Linked DNA regions of Homo sapiens: region 2 is linked to region 1. Evidence: read pairs that join two places in POLR2A ChIA-PET (ENCODE). Cell type or tissue: PC-9. All regions are shown on one strand. Each heading gives the region's core, and the rest is flanking DNA. Links, peaks and the distances in the headings are about the cores only.

What was found. Peaks named below come from ENCODE experiments on the same cell type or tissue, not always from the same donor. Only the 100,000 strongest peaks of a DNase experiment are listed, where the experiment ranks them.
Region 2: POLR2A ChIA-PET joins it to region 1 with 5 read pairs; 1 of 35 experiments calls an interaction of 5 or more read pairs at or near these places.

What each region holds. Positions count from the first base shown.
Region 1 is chr3:12,818,710-12,827,177 of GRCh38, forward strand. It overlaps CAND2 (cullin associated and neddylation dissociated 2 (putative)), which reads left to right. Exons shown (of 15, transcript NM_001162499.2): 11 at 1,377-1,472; 12 at 6,761-6,930. Among named protein-coding and RNA genes, the nearest start is that of SNORA7A, 18 kb to the right of the region's middle. In PC-9, for the core only: CTCF peaks have their summits at 4,473 and 4,684; a DNase peak (open chromatin) is centred at 4,492.
Region 2 is chr3:13,797,994-13,806,461 of GRCh38, forward strand. No RefSeq gene overlaps it. Among named protein-coding and RNA genes, the nearest start is that of WNT7A, 78 kb to the right of the region's middle. In PC-9, for the core only: no CTCF peak of the experiment used is centred there; a DNase peak (open chromatin) is centred at 4,028; H3K27ac peaks cover 601 bases.

The sequences.
Region 1 (8,468 bases), core at 156-8,155:
GTACCTACAGTAATTAATACTGAGTAAATCAAGAGCTGCTGTTGTTACTAGGTAGGTTAGTGATTTCAGTTAAGGCCTTCTTGGGTTGCTGGGTTCGTAAGAAGCAGTTGTCTGGCCTCAGGACTGGATGGAAGAACATTGTTGAGGACACTGTCTATTACATCACACAACCTTGAGAGACGAGAGTGTTAAGATGCAGAGGAGCCCTGCTTTGCCTAAACACCTATTTGTTTCTATCTCACGTGCACTGTTGAACCAGCCACCCGGTCACATTTCCTTTTTAGCACCAACTGCTGGGAAGCTTAGAGCCAGATGAGTGGTCTGCTTCTAGTAGGTTCCTGGGACTTCCTTATTGATGCTCTCTGTACATCTTCCTGCTAGTCTCCTTCTCACCTCCCTGCCTTCAGTCGTCCTTGGCCTTGTTCTTGTTTTCAGTTCACTTAATCTTACTCTCTTGTGCCTGTCTTCATCAGCCACCCTAAATCTTCCTGGGAGCCAGTCAGGCTGGCAAGGGAAAGAGGTAAAAGCTGAAAGTCTGAATTCAGTAACTCTTCCATTCATTCATGCCTTAGCACCAAATGGTAAACTTTTCCTCGAGGCTGAACATAAAGCCTGTGGGGTGGAAACACCTTAGCCCATTCACTGCATTGTGCTGGGGTTGGGCAGGGAGCAAAGGGGGCGAGCCACTGAGGAGAGATTCAGACGCAGGTGGAGCGTCCACCCATTCGTTTCCTTCATTAAGGGAATGTACTTCCCCTCTTTACTGGGCTTCTCTACTCAGAAAGCAAGCGGCAAAGCACAAGTAAGCAAGCTCTCTGTGACCGAGCCTGGAGGTGATCCGAGTTCTGTTAGGCCTCCCTGACCACCAGCCAGAACGCAGCCCCAGGAAGAGGGGCCCAGCCAGGAATTCTGGATCTGCTGTGTGGCCCTAGACATGAACTTAAACCCTCTGAGTCTCTCTTTCCTCATATGTCAAAGAGATGATTTTTATTGGTGATTTTATTGGTTCTTTTAATACTACTTTATTATTAATAGGATCATTGTTAGGACTCATTGAGATAACATGTCTGAAAAATCCCAAGGCCTGAGGGAAGGTCTTTGTTGGAGCAGTTCCTGTCTTGGTTATTGGTTCCCTGTTTGCAGCCTGTGGTGTTACCTGAGCACTGGCAGTCCTACTGTTTCAGCTGCAGCAGGAAGAATTGAGGGGAGATTCAAGGCTGCCAAGGGAAATGGTAGAATCCACTTTCCCAGAGATGGGGAGGGGGTACAGTTCTGTTTTCCAGGGAAGCAGGGGGAGGAGCCTAAGCACCTTCTGATCTGTGAGCCTCCAGGATTGGCCCCTGCCCCTCACTAACTCACCTCTTCTTGTCCTGCAGGTCGGCCACACACCCGGAGCACCGTCATCACAGCGGTCAAGTTCCTTATCTCGGACCAGCCCCATCCCATTGACCCCCTCCTGAAGAGCTTCATCGGTGAGCACCTACCTCTTGCCCCTCCACCTTGTTCAGTGCCCCCACCCAGTCCTTGAGCTTGGGCTGATGTTTACTACCCAATAGCCAAGGGCAATGGGAGACCCGGGAGGTGTGCCCATGATGGGCAGCAGGGCCTGGCCCTCCAGTTAAAAGGCCTGGGTTCACATCCCTGCCTTCCTACTGCCACTCAATCATGGGTGGGTGTGGCATGCCCATCACACCTCTAAGCCTCGCTTTCCTCATCTGTCAAATGGGCGTGAGAAACTCTTATTATCTGCATTTTCTAGAGTTGTCCTGGAAGCCCATGGGCAACTGAGGGAGAAGATGCTTCATCAACATATAGACTCTTGGGAATGGAAAACCACCAGCCTCTCACATGCCTTAGCTTTTGCGGGCCCCAAAGTGGGGCAGGGAAGAGTGCTCCCCCCGGCCCCGCCTGTCCACTAGATCGCCCTCTGTCTGAGGGGCCTTCTGGCCTGAGGAGCCCAAGCAGCCTTCACTGGGAGGAGAGGAACTGAGACCTCCCTCTGGGGCTCGGCAGGACCACTGGGTTTTTCCTAGGAAGGCAGAGCCCTCGCCCCTTCAGAGCTTGGAGCCTGCAGCCCCTCACTGGGCCACACTGGAGTCTCAGCCCACATCTAGGCAGGGCAGCCCAGTAGAGAGAGGTTTTGGAGCTCACCTGCCTCAGGTTCAAATCCTGGCCCTGCTATTCCCTGGGTGTGTGAGTGTGGACAAGTCTTCTCATCCTCAGCTATAAAATGGGGGTGCTGGGCCAGGTGCGGTGGCTCTCGCCTGTAATCCCAGCACTTTGGGAGGCCAAGGCAGGTGGATCACCTGAGGTCAGGAGTTCAAGACCAGCCTGGCCAACACGGTGAAACCCTGTCTCTACTAAAAATACAAAAATGAGCCGGGTATGATGGCAGGCACCTGTAATCCCAGCTACTCTGGAGGCTGAGGCAGGAGAATCACTTGATCCCGGGAGGTGAAGGTTGCAGTGAGCGGAGATTGCACCACTGCACTCTAGCCTGGGCGACAGAGCAAGACTCCGTCTCAAAAAAAAAAAAAAAAATTAGTTGGGCATGGTGGTGGGCACCTGTAATCTCAGCTGTTTGAGAGACTGAGGCAAAAGAATTGCTTGAACCCGGGAGGCAGAGGTTGCAGTGAGCCAAGATCGTACCATTGCACTCTAATCTGGGCAACAAGAGCAAAACTCTGTCTCATAAATAAAAAAAAAGGAACGGTTGTGCTGATACTCATCTGCCAGGGGCCTGTTATGTGGGACCAAGGGGCCAGCAGACGTGACCGTGTTCTGCACTGGAGAACACGTGCAGAAGCTCTAGCAAGGTCATCGGCAGCAACTTTGTCCCTTGCCCTAATGCAGTGGGCACATGCCCCCCCTCCGGCCTGATTTCCTCCATTGTAACGGAGCTGCCCTTGGCTAGCACCACCAGCGACCTTCACATGGGGGTTCTGGCTTGCTTTAAAACATTTGAACTGGTTTTTGAGCTCTCACTGTGTATCAGGCACCACACTAGGCCCTTTAATATACCTCATCATAGTGGATGCTCACAAGCAAGGAGCTGTGAGCATCCTTGCTCTGCTGGGAGCCTTCCTGCCCTTCCCAGTGCATCACATCAGGGGCACATGGAGGTGGCTTGTCCCCTGGCTGGCGATGGTAACTTTGATCACCCAGTTCAGGTGGATACCGCCATGGTTTCTCTCCACTCTAAAATTACTCTTTTTTTCCTTTGGAATGAATATGAATTTTTGAGTACATAAAATAAGTATTTTATGTAAACATCCTTGTTCTCATCAATTTTTTTGCCCACTAGGTTTAGCATCCACGGTTGTTTCTTGCCTGGGTCAATGATTACTGTGATATTTGCCAAATGGTGACTTTCTAGTTCCATTATTCTTTCCATAGTTACAAGTTTGCATTCTACTGTCTGGAAGAACTTTTTCTTCTCTCCCACTTATTTATTCATCAATTTATTTGTCATTAGAGACTCATGGCTTCTTCCCACTTCATTCCGTGGGCTATACTGTTACTGTCTTTAATTTTGATGCATTGGAAGCCCTTCAAGCTGGTTCCTATTTTTTATTGACATGTTTCAATCTTTTTTTTTTTTTTTTGAGAGAGTCTCACTCTGTCACCCAGGCTGGAAGGCAATGGCACAGTCATACCTTACTGCAACCTGCCTCTCAGGCTCAAGCAATCCTCCCACTTGAGCCTCCCAAGTAGCTGGGATTACAGATGTGCGCCAGCCACCACACCTGGCTACTTTTTAAATTTTTTTTATAAAAACAGGGTTTTGCTATGTTACCCAGGCTGGTCTCGAACTCCTAGGCTTAAGTGATCCACTCACCTTAGCCTCCCAAAGTGCTGGGATTCCAGACGTGAGCCCCCGTGCCCAGCCTCCATCATTCTCTTAAGTGTATCCTTGCTTTTGGCACGATGAGATGCTCCAGATTCATTGCGAACCTCTCCTGCCCCAGTCCTGGAATCAGCCATTTCTCCAAGGAGTCCTGATTCCTTTTAGTGGAGAATGGTATTTTGAATCCAAAATCTGGACACTAGATGTGCCTGTTGCTGTTGGGGCCTCATTGCTTCTAGGCCCTCTCAGCAGACAGAACTAGGAAATGCATGTCTATACGCAGAGACACAAACACATACGTGTATACATGTGCTTCCAGATGCACACCCATGCACATCTTTCTTTGTCCCTCCTTCTTTCCCTCCCTGCCTCTCTTTCTCTCCCTCTCTCTTCTTTCTCTTCTACCTACCTACCCACCTATTTTGAAAACCTTGAGTTCATAGCTGCTTCGTATTGCAGTCTAGCCCCCTTTCCATATGTGTAACTCCTTTCTCTTACAGTAAGAAACCCAGCTCCCATTATCTACAAGATATTTATTTTCTTAATCCTGAAATACACAGAAAGTAGTCTGAGAATTGCTGACTCTTATCTCTGTGAAAACTAATACTCGTGTGTAGTTTTTTTGTGTTTCGCTAGAGGGCAGCTAGTCAAAATACTCGAAGTGGCTTGGTTTGTTCTCTCCTTCATAAGCTGGGTGGTTATGTGGATCATTTTAAATACAGTTTTTGTTGGTTTGTTTTTGCAGGGGGTGGGTATGGGTACGGTGGTTCACTCCTGTAATCCCAGCACTTTGGGAGGCTGAGGCGGGAGAATAACCTGAGGTCAGGAGTTCCAGACCAGCCTGGCAAAACCCCATCTCTACCAAAAAATATAAAAATTAGCCAGGTGTAGGCTGGGCGCGGTGGCTCACGCCTGTAATCCCAGCACTTTGGGAGGCCGAGGCGGGCGGATCACAAGGTCAGGAGATCGAGACCATCCTGGCTAACACAGTGAAACCCCGTCTCTACTAAAAATATAAAAAAATTAGCCGGGCATGCTGGCGGGCGCCTGTAGTCCCAGCTACTCAGGAGGCTTGAGGCAGGAGAATGGCGTGAACCCGGGAGGCAGAGCTTGCAGTGAGCCGAGATTGCGCCACTGCACTCCAGTCTGGGCGACAGAGCGAGACTCCATCTCAAAAAAAAAAACAACAAAAAAACGGGGTGTGGTGGCACACGCCTATAATCCCAGCTACCTGGGAGGCTGAGGCCTGAGAATCGCTTGAACCCGGGAGATGAAGGTTGCAGTGAGCTGAGATTGTGCCACTGTACTCCGTCCTGGGCGACAGAGCGAGACTGTCTTTTGACTCAAACAAAAAAATGATAAATACAGTTTTTTTGCATTTTGGTTTTATTTTTAGGGATTCCCCCATCCTTATTTCTTTATTAAGTATATAAAACATTAACAATTCTAAAATGTTTAAACTATAATGGCTGGGCGTAATGGCTCATGCCTGTAATCCCAACACTTTGGGAGGCTGAGGCAGAAGGATCACTTGAGTCCAGGAGTTTGAGACCAGCCTGGGTAACATAGTGAGACCCCCATCTCTAAAAAAATTTTTTTTTCCAAACCAACATGGCACATGTATACCTATGTAACAAACCTGCACGTTGTGCACATGTACCCTAGAACTTAAAGTATAATAAAAAAATTTTTTTTAAGTTTAAACTCTATATCATAGTCCTTTTCTGCTACTATAACAGAATACTACAGATTGGGTAATTTATAAAGAAGAGAAATTCATTCCTCACAGTTGTGGAGACTGGGAGGTCCAAGAACATGGCACCAGCATCTGGTGAGGGCCATCCCATGGTGGAAGGAAGGGCAGAAGTGAGCATGGGAGACAGAGAGACGAGAGGCGGGGCTTAACAGGAGCTCCCTCCCATGATCACTGACCCACTCCTGTAGTGACGGCATTAATCCATGCGTCAGGGCTTCACCCTCGTGACCTAATCACCTCTCAATACTATTACCATGGCAATTAAGTTTCAACATGAGTTTTGGTGGGGACATTCAAATCATAGCACTGTACAAGTCTGGGCACAGTGGCTCATGCCTGTAATCTCGGCACTGTGGGTGGCCGAGGTGGTGGATTACTTGAGGTCAGGAGTTCGAGACCAGCCTGGCCAACATGGTGAAACCCCGTCTCTACTAAAAATACAAAAATTAGCCAGGCATGGTGGTTCGTGCCTGTAATCCCAGGTACTTGGGAGGCTGAGGCAGGAGAATCGCTTGAACCTGAGAGGTGGAGGTTGCAGTGTGCCGAGATCACACCACTGCACTCCAGCCTGGGCAACAGAGTGAGACTCTGTCTCAACAACAAAACAAAACAAAAACAAATCATGGCACTGTACAAAAAGGAGTATCCTGAGAAGTGCTGGTGACTCTGTGTAAGTTTCTTGACCTCTCTGATCTTTAAGAGCCTCACCTGTAATAACAAGTTCACATTCACAGAGTCCGTGCTGTGTGCCAGGCACTCTGCTCTGTGCTTTTAATGCATTACCACATTCAAAAAATTTTTTTCTTTTTTTTTTTTTCAAGATAATGCTGAGGCACCACATTTTAAATTCTAAAGACAGTCCCATAGCATAGGTTCTGTTACGACTCCCATTTTACAGATGAGGACATTGAGGCTCTCCAAGGTCCCACAGTAAATTGGTAGAGCTGGAATGGAAGCCACATCAGCTCAAGCCCACATTCTTATCTGGCCTTTGAAGGGTTGTTTGTGCCTGGCACAAAGTAGATGCTCACCACACCCAGCTTACCCCCATTCAGCCAGTTCTGCACGTGCACAGTAACCAGATGGCCGGGGTGGTGAGGGAGGTGACTTTGTGCTTTGGCTGTGCATCCCCCACGCCCCTCATGTTCTTCTGCCAGGAGAGTTCATGGAGAGCCTGCAGGACCCAGACCTGAACGTGCGCCGTGCGACTCTGGCTTTCTTCAACTCAGCTGTGCACAACAAGCCCTCGCTAGTCCGGGACCTGCTGGATGACATCCTGCCCCTCCTCTACCAGGAGACAAAGATCCGGCGGGACCTCATCCGAGAGGTGTGGAGCAGAGCTGGGGACCCAGGGGAAGCTGGGGGTGATGCCACCTCTCATGCCTCACTGTTAGGGCATTATTATCTCATCAGAGCAGGTGCCGGGGCCACATGGCCTGGGTCAAGTCCTGCCCTGACTCCGAGCTGTGGGACCCCAGCCAGGGCAACCTGATCCTCTCTGAGCCTCAGTTTCTCCTCGTGAGCACATGAGGGTGCTAATTGTGTCTGCGTCATAGGGTTGCTGCAACAATTTGGTGAGTGAGGTCCTGTAAGTGTTCAGAACCACCGCAGGCACACAGCCAGCGCTCAGTAAATGTTGATGTTTGACAGGTGTTCACTGAACATCTGCACTGCGCCCAAGTGCCAGGACTCAGAGTTGGGCCTGACTGGGTTTCTGCCACCAAGGAGTTCATCGTGGCCCCCTAAAGGACAGAGATGCCAACTCTGCTGATTACAGACAGCCCCCGCCTTACAATGGTTCAACTTTACAATGGTGCAAAAGCAGTAGCGTTCAGCAGGCTCCTCACCTTATGATGGGATTGCTTCTGGAAGCCAACTTACAATGGACCTATTGTGATGTAATCCCATCATACACCAAGGAGCAGCTGCGTTTCACTTAGAGCCCACCTGGTAAAGGAAGGATTCGGGGGCAGAGGTTAAAGGTGATTTAGTAAGTTTGAGCTGTGGAATACTAGCAGCATTGAGGCCCTTTAAGCTGGGCTTTGAAGGGTGAAAAGGTGTTTACCATTAAAACAGGGCTTCATGGTTGAAAGCTTCAGAAAGACCTGGGTGTCTTTTTTGTTGTTTTTTTTTGAGACAGGATCTTGCTGTGTCACCTAGGCTGGAGTGCAGTGGCACAATCACAGCTCACTGCAGCCTCGACCTCCTGGGCTCAAGCGATCCTCCCACCTCAGCCTCCTGAGTAGCTGGGACTACAGGCGTGTACCACCACACCTAGCTAATATTTTGTATTTTTTTGTAGAGATGCGGTTTTGCCATGTTGCCCAGACGTCTCAAATTCCTCCTGCCTCGGCCTCTCAAAGTGCTGGGAGGACAGCCATCATGCCCAACCTACCTGGGTTTTAAATTCCAGTTCAGCCACTTACAAGCAGTGTATCCTTAACCTGTCCAGCTCAGTTAATTAACCTGCCCAACTCAGTTTCCTCATCTGTCATTAAATGGGATCAGTAACATTTACTTTTTTTTTTTTTTTTTTGAGATGGAGTCTCGCTCTGTCACCCAGGCTGGAGTGCAGTGGCGCGATCTCAGCTCACTGCAACCTCCACCTCCCTGGTTCAAGCAATTCTCCTGCCTCAGCCACCCAAGTAGCTGGGACTACAGGCACGTGCCACCATGCCCGGCTAATTTTTTTGTATTTTTAGTAGAGGTGAAGTTTCGCCATGTTAGCCAGGATGGCCTCAATCTCCTGACTTCATGATCCGCCCGCCTTGGCCTCCCAAAGTGCTGGGATTATAGGCGTGAACCACTGTGCCTGGCCAGTAACATTTACTTCTGATGGCATTTGTGATGCTTGAATGAAACGTC
Region 2 (8,468 bases), core at 138-8,137, 980 kb after region 1:
GAGACCAGCCTGGCCAACATGGTGAAATCCTGTCTCTGCTAAAAATATAAAAAATAGCCGGGTGTGGTGGTGCGTGCCTGTAATCCCAGCTACTCGGGAGACAGGCAGGAGAATCACTTGAACCCAGGAGGCAGCCATTGCAGTGAGCCGAGATTGTGCCACTGCACTCCAGCCTGGGCAACAGAGTGAGACCCTGTCTTAACAACAACAGCAACAATAACTATATATATATAAACACACACACACACATATGGATATTACTTCTTTACACTGGAGGGAGCACAGAGAGGCAAGGGCTGGCTCAGTTCATCCCATCTATGGGTTCACTCACCGAGATCTATCGGGCACTGGCCTACTCTGGTTTCCTCCTCCAGCGAATGTGATGGGCCTGCCTCGATGCCTTAATCCACGTTTTAGTTGATTATTCCAGCTGCGGCTAGACCGAGGTATCCTGGTGGCCTAACACCGTGGAGGTTGGTTTCTTGTGTTTCAGCAGCCCAGGAGGGCATGCAGAAAGGGGGTCCCCATGGGCAAGGTGGGTCCCAGCCTCCTGCCACCCGTGGCTCCTCTATTAAGGTGACTATCCAGAATAGAGGCGGACTAGGTCCATCCGCTTCTCTCCACCCAGGTCTGGCTGTGGTGTGTCCCCACTCCTGCTCACAGTTCCCTGAAAAGAAGCCGTCCTACAGAACCATTGTCTAGGTGCACGGGGCTCGGGGTGAGTGGGAGATCCATGCTGGGGCCTGCAGGAAGTGGCTGTGCTCTGAGGAGGTGCGAGCACAAATGTCCTTGGCCTGTCTGCCTCCACTGCCAACATCTTTTCTGGTGCTGATTAAGCCGCCATGCCTTAGGAGCAGCCAGTGGAGAGGTATTAGGTGGAATCTCATAAATGCCAGAGTTTAAACAGCCCTGGGCACTACGTCAGGGCAGGGTGGGGAACGCACCCGGGGGCCTGGGCTCCCGTATGGGGGCTACACTTTTTATTATGGACTTGGCATTCATCAGCTGCCTCACCTCCAAAAACCCACAGAACGTGCACGACCTAATGACCAGATTGGTAAGGGCCAGGAAAAGACAAAGCTAGCTCAGGGAGTGGAGTGGAGGCAGGTATCCTTGCACTGGTACTTCAGGCAGGGAGGTCAGGGAAGGCCTCTGGGAGCAGGTGACTTGTGACTTTTTTTTTTGAGACAGAGTTTTGCTCTGTCACCGAGGTTGGAGTGCAGTGGCACGATCTCGGCTTACTGCAACCTCTGCCTCCCAGGTTCAAGTGATTCTCCCGCCTCAGCCTCCCGAGTAGCTGGGACTACAGGGGCCCACCACCATGCCAGGCTAATTTTTGTATTTTTAGTAGAGATGGGGCTTCACCATATTGGCCAGGCTGGTCTAGAACTCCTGACCTTTTGATCCGACCGCCTCACCCTCCTAAAGTGTTGGGATTACAGGCGTGAGCCACTGCGCAGCTGGGAGGAGGTAACTTCTAAACGAGGTCCTGCCTGGAGGAAGGGAGGGTGGGGAGGAGCATGGCATGTCAGACCCAGCCAGGAAGCCCAAGGGGCTTAAGCAAGTTAGCAGGGACATCAAGAGTGCTCAGGGTCAGCTGGGACAGAGTGGACCCTCTGGCCGTGGTAAGGAGTTTGAATTTTATCCCAGTTGTGAAGGGAACCCAGTGGGTGAATGAGCGAGGCAGACAGGTGAGCAGGGGTGAGGATGCAACACAGTCCCTGCCTCCGGCTGGGGAGGTAATACCCAGGGAACTATGGAGTGCAGAGAGCCCAGGACATGATGGGTTAGTGCAGGCTTCTGAAGGAGCCAAGGAGGTTGGCCAGATGGGAAGCTCAGAGGAGGTTTTTCAGATAGTAGACCCAGTGGAAAAATGCACCAAATATATAAACCAGCAATTTATAGAAGTGGAAACAGAAAAGGCCAAACAGCTCAGGAAGAGATGGGAAAGCTCATTAGTAACCAGAGAAATGCACATTAAAATAACAATGAGCTATCACCTTACATTGATTAGACGGGCAGGAATTAGAAAGCTGGGTTATGCCAAGTGCTGGCATGGGTGTGGCATAGAGAACCTCTGGTGTCCTGAGTGGGAGTGGTCACCAGTGGAACCAATCAAGAAAGCCATCTCCTAATCTCCCAGTTCTTATGCACATGAAGTTACACACCGAAGAAGCAACAATTCTGCTTCTGGATATTTATCCTGAGACATTCTCTGAGGTCCCTTAGGCCACATGCAGTGTGTGAAGATATGCTCTGCAGGCAGCTGGGTGCCCACGACTCAGGTGCAGATGGACCTGTTCTCACCAACCATCACTTGCCGGGTGCAGGGCAAGGCACGTGACCTCATTCCTTCATTGAAGAAAGAATCCCTTATTAATCCCCATTTGACTGCCGAGGAGACAGGCTCCTCGGCAGGTGGAAGCCCTGGCCCAAGTCATGTAGAGAGTCAGTGGCTAAGGTGTGTGACTCTACCTCATCAAAGGCAGCCAAGGTCCCAGAGGAGCCCTGTCCTCAGTGGTTTTACTCTCCTCCCCATTAAGGGGGCAGCTCCTGCAGAGATGGAGGCTGTAAGTTCGAGTGGAATGTGGTCTTGTAGCACATACCCTGGCTATTTTTGGGAGCCCAAGTCTGAATCCTGGCTCTGCCACTCAGCAGCCAGAGCTTGGCAGGCTCAGGCTTTCCACCTGTGAAGTGGGCCCTCATGAGACCCACCTTAGAGGCTTTGGTGAAGTTTCTTATGCCAAGCTTCTGGCATAAGAAATATATTTCTTTCCCTTCTCCCCACTTCCCAAGTTCAGGGGGAAATCAGCCATCACCGCCCCACATTTAAATGAGGAAGACTTCTCAGATGGGGTGTGTCTAATCATGGAAGCCAGTTTTGCAAAGGTGAAATCTGGGCAAACTGAGCACTTGTGCCTGCCGTGCAGCCTCTGCTAAGTGCCCATCCATCTCGGGGCCTCCAGCCCACCCACTGTTAAATGCAGGGGCTGGACCAGCTGGTCCAGGTGAGTAGATACTCTATGACCCAACCAATGCTACTTGGTCAGGGACCAGGAGCACTGCATGCTCTTGAAGAAATTGCCCAGAGTGGGGAAGAGGGGAATCTCAAAGAAGTGCGGGATGATCTACACTTTGACTCATGTGGGACATGTTGAAGGGTTCCAGGCAGCCAGAGGCTGCATCCTGGTGCCTGCTACACCTCCAGCCCTGCTCTGACCCAGCGCCCCTCTCCCACATAACCCCCTTAGCAAAGCCAGCTGGAGCCTAGCATGCCCTGCCCTCCACCTGGGCCCAAATATATCCAACAGGGAAGCCTGGCACTGAGCTGCAAGCCTTCCTTGGATAGCAAGCTGGAAGCTGGGATGGGGATGGCAAGAACCTGAATCATGAGAGAGGCAGAAACACAGAGCCACCCGATGTGGGGCTCACTTAAAAGAGTCCAGGCCCTGGAGCTAGCCTGCCTGGGGTAAGTCCTGGCCCTGCCATCTCACAGCTACGCACCTGGGCAAGTCTTCTTGCCCCCTATGTGCCTTCAAGGGGACAACAGCAGTAACTGCTCGCTGGATTGTGCTGAAGATGAAGTGGGGCAGTTGCGGGGTGGTCTACACACAACACAGATAAGCCACTGTTACTGTGACACCTGCGAGGCCACCCTCTCCAGTGCCAGCGGTGGGCAGCGGGAGCAGCAAGCTCTCAGGGTAACACATAGACAAAAATTGCAGATTCAGATCTATCAGGACCAAAGAGCTTATTCTGTTGGCATCAGTCAGGAGAGGCGAGGCTATGCTGTAGTAACAAAAGGCCCCAAATCCCAGTGGCTTAATACAACAAAAGCTTATTTCTCATGCATGCCACATGTCCAAATGGGCTAGCAGCAGCTTTGCTTTGTGCCATCCTCACTCGGGGAGCAGGCTGATGGAGCAGCCACCACTGGGAACACCGCCAATCTTTGGGCAGAGGGGAGAAGAGAATGGTGAGTCACACACTGGCTTAACAGCCAGTTAAGTGATGGTGTCTCATCACTTCCCCTTCCGTTCAAACTGGCCAAGGTGTGTCGCATGCTGAACCCCAGTGGGGCAGGAGGCACAGCTCAATTATATGCCTGGAAGTTGGACAGACAGAATATCTTTGAGCAGTTCCAATGACGGCCACGCCGCCCAACCTCCTTTATTACATTATTGTTGATGCTATTGTTGTTCTAGGGATGAGTATGCAGGAGCTCAGAGGGATTGAGGAGTTGGCCCCAGACCACAGAGCAGTCAGCGCAGAGCAAGAGCCATTTTCTCATTCAATAAGTATTTATTGGACACTCACGTTAGACACACACTGTTTTAGGCACTGGGGAAATTACACAAAACAAAGATCTGTGTTTAAGACAATTGTTATGCTGGTGGCAGGTGGGACACAGATGATAAGTGATAAACACATAATAAGCAAGTGAAAGGGATCGTAAGTGGGAAGGTGGGAACAACAAAGTGGCAGGGAGGGGAGGCTGGAGTTCTGGAAGGAAGCAGGTGCTTTCAGTTCCAAATAGGGTGGTCGGACCTCCTTGAGAAGGTGACATTTAAGCAAAGACTTGCAGGAGGCAAAAGGGAGAGCCATGGGGACGTTTGGGGGAAGAGCATTCCAAACAGAAGGCCCATTCTGTTATTCAACCAACAAACGTTTATTAGGATCTGCTCAGGCAAGGCCAGTGCTGAGAGCTTGGCACACAGAGCAGAATAAAAGAATCTCACTTTGAATCCTTGGAGCCCAATGGGGAAGAAGAAAAAGACCTGATCATTAATTAATTTGTCATTTATTAATTCCCTCATTCATTGAATTCATTGACTCACTCACTAAGCATTTGTTGGTATCCACAGTGTGCCCTCTCTGTATGGGGTGCTGGGGCCTTGTTGCAGGATCAGATATGGTCCCTGTCCTTGAGGAGCCCCCAGTCTGGTTGGGGGAGGCAGGAATAGATAGGCAGCTACTAGCCAATGGGAGAGAGAGAAGGGCACAGCGGTCAGAGAAGCCCAGAGGAGGACTGTGGCTTGGAGAGCTGGGAGGCCTGGCCACATTTCGGGGAAAGACTAGGGAGGCCTGAGTAGGTGACGACAGTGGGGTTGGAGCGGGAAGATTTGGGAGATGGGATCAACGGGACTTGGTGACAGATTGGATGTGCATGCTGGGAGGAGAAGGGGGAGCCAAGATTGATTTTGTGTGGCGGGGAGTCCCACCTTGGGTTCTGAAAATCTGGAGAAAGGACCATTCTCTGGGATCACAAATAGGGAATGCAGAACAATTCTGGTAGAAAATGCTGAGTCCAGATTCGGCCATGTAGGGGAGTGAGGAGTCTGGTGGGAGAGTGTGCTGCATTATAGCAGGGAAGGGGGTTCAAACCTAGGTCTGCCCTTGCCTGGCTATGTGATCTGTGACAAGTCAGAACTCAATCCCGTTCTAGGTCTTAATCTATCACCTGTAACTGTAATGAGGAATATCTGCCTTGCAGAGTGCTAGGGGAAGAGGGCAGTTCTAGGGAGGTCAAGTAAGTGCTGCATCTGTGGTCATATCTGGCTGCTCCCAGGCCCAATTCAATCCTAGTTCTGGGGTGGGGCTGGGTTCTGGGTTTCTGTCTTCCCCAAGCTCCACTGCGAGGCTGGTGTGCAGCCAAGGTTGGGGACCTCTGTGGCATCTGCTGTGCCTGGTGCACCTAGGGAGCCTGATCAGTGGAGCTGCTTTTTTATTTTTATTTTTGATGCTACTATTTCTTGTACTATTATTCAGATGGCAACATCTGGAGGCAAGTAGAGAGCTAGCTCTGGAGTGAGGTCCTGCTGGTGGCTGCAGACCCCTGATCTCCCATCATGTGGGCCACTACATTGCCAAGTGGGAGTCATGCTGCCTTGGGGTTTTTTGAGAAGGGGGCCCTGTGGACACCTGATCAAAAATGGGTAAGAAAGGAAATAGGTTGTGAAAACAGTCTCCACAACTCCCGTGAAACTACGGGTTTTATTCTTCTCTAGGTAATTTAAAAGTTTTGCCCCCTGGCCAGGCGCAGTGGCTCACGCCTGTAATCCCAGCACTTTGGGAGGCCGAGGCCGGTGGATCACGAGGTCAGGAGATCGAGACCATCCTGGCTAACACGGTGAAACCCCGTCTCTACTAAAAAATACAAAAAATTAGCTGGGCGTGGTGGCACGTGCCTATAGTCCCAGCTACTCGGGAGGCTGAGGCAGGAGAATGGCGTGAACCCGGGAGGCGGAGCTTGCAGTGAGCCGAGATCGAACCACTGCACTCCAGCCTGAGCGACAGAGCGAGACTCTGTCTCAAAAAACAAACAAAAAAGTTTTGCCCCAAATCAAGATGAAGTATAATTACAAAACATAGGCCAGGCGCGGTGGCTCAGGCCTGTAATCCTAGCACTTTGGGAGGGCGAGGCAGCTAGATCACCTGAGGTCAGGGGTTCGAGACCAGCCTGGCCAATATGGTGGGCGATGCACGCCTATAATTCCAGCTACTTGGGAGGCTGAGGCAGGAGAATTGATTGAACCCGGGAGGCAGAGGTTGCAGTGAGCCAAGATTGCACCAGTGTACTCCAGCCTGGGTCACAGAGTGGGACTCGTCTCCATAATAATAATAATAATAATAACAACAACAAAATACAGCTAAGCAAAAAACTCACAAAACTCATAGGCCCACAACCTGGGAAAACTACTGTATACACCAAATTTCATGTAAATAGATTCATTACCTAGGCATATATATATATGCACACACACACATATACATATGTGTGTGTGTGTGTGTGTGTGTGTGTGTGTGTATAAGTATATCCACTCACAGCTGACCTTTGAGCAACACGGGTTTGAACTCCTTGGGGCCAATTATCCTCAGAGTTTCTTCTGCCTTTGCCAGCCCTGAGACAGCAAGACCAACCCCTCCTCTTCCTCCTCCTCAGGCTACTCAACGGGAAGATGAGGATGGAGACTTTTATGACGATCCACTTGCACTTAATGAATAGTAAATATGTTTTCTCTTCCAATGAATAGTAAATACGTTTTCTCTTCCTTGTGATTTTCTTAACAACATTTTATATTTTCAAGCTTACTTTACTGTAAGAATACAGTATATAATACATATAGCATACAAAATATGCATTAACTGAATGAGGATGGAGACCTTTATGACGATCCACTTCCACTTAATGAATAGTAAATATGTTTTCTCTTCCCTGTGATTTTCTTACTAACATTTTATATTTTCAAGCTTACTTTACTGTAAGAATACAGTATGTAATACATATAACATACAAAATTATGCGTTAAATGACTGTTGATATTATCAGTAAGGCTTCTGGTTAACAGTAGGCTATTAATAGTTAAGTTTTGGGGTAGTCAAAAGTTATACATAGATTTTCAACTGCAAGATGGGCCAGTGCTCCCAACCCCCACGTTGTTCCAGGGTCAACTATACTTATAACGATTATATTTTTATTTCCACGAAAAATGAAACGAGACTCTTAAAGCCTGGATTCACATCCACCACACTGCGCAGCAGGTGATTTACCCTTTCTGTCTCTTGTTCTCCACATCTAAATGATAACCTCTGCAATAGGCTGGTTTAAACAGTCAGATGTGGTGGGGCGTGCCTATAATCCCAGCTACTTGGGAGGCTGAGACAGGAGGATCCCTTGAGTTCAGGAGTTCAAGACCAGCCTGGGCAAAATAGTGAGACCTTATCTCTAAAACTGCATTTTTTTAAAAAGTCAATTCTTGAAAGATATTTAAATAATATAAAAATCATCTTTTACGTCTCCCCATGGAATTACCATTTCCAATGCTCCTTGTTCCTTTGCATAAATCCACGTTTCCAGCTGGTGTCATTTTCCTTTTGCCTAAAGGGCATTCTTTAACAACTTCTTATAGGTAGTGTGGGTCTGCTGATAATGAATTCTTTCACCTTTTGTGTGTCTATAGAAGTAACATCTTGTTTTCCTCTGGCTGTTTTTAAGATTTTCTCTTTTTCACTGGGTTTTGAGCAATTTGATTATGATGTGCCTTGGTGTGGTTTCTTTCATGTTTCTGTGCTTGGGGTTTGTGGAGCTCTGGGCTCTGTGGGTTTACAGTTTTCCTTGGATTTCGAACATTTTTGGCTATTAATTTTTCAAATACTTTTTCTGTTCCCCTAGCCCCTTCTCCTTCCCAGATCCCAACTCCTTGCTTGTTAGGCTGCCTGAAGTTTTCCCACAGATCACTGATGCACTTTTTTGTTTAAAAGTTGCACTTTCTCTGTATGTTTCATGTTGAATAGTTTCTATTGCTCTGTCTTCAAATTGCTAATCTTTTCTTCTACAATGTCTAATCTGCTGGTAGCCCTGTCTAGTATATTTCTTCATCTCAGAACTTGTAGCTTTCATCTTTAGAAATTTCATCTCTAGAAAGCTTTTTTCATATTATATGTACCTCAGCTTAACTTTCTGAACA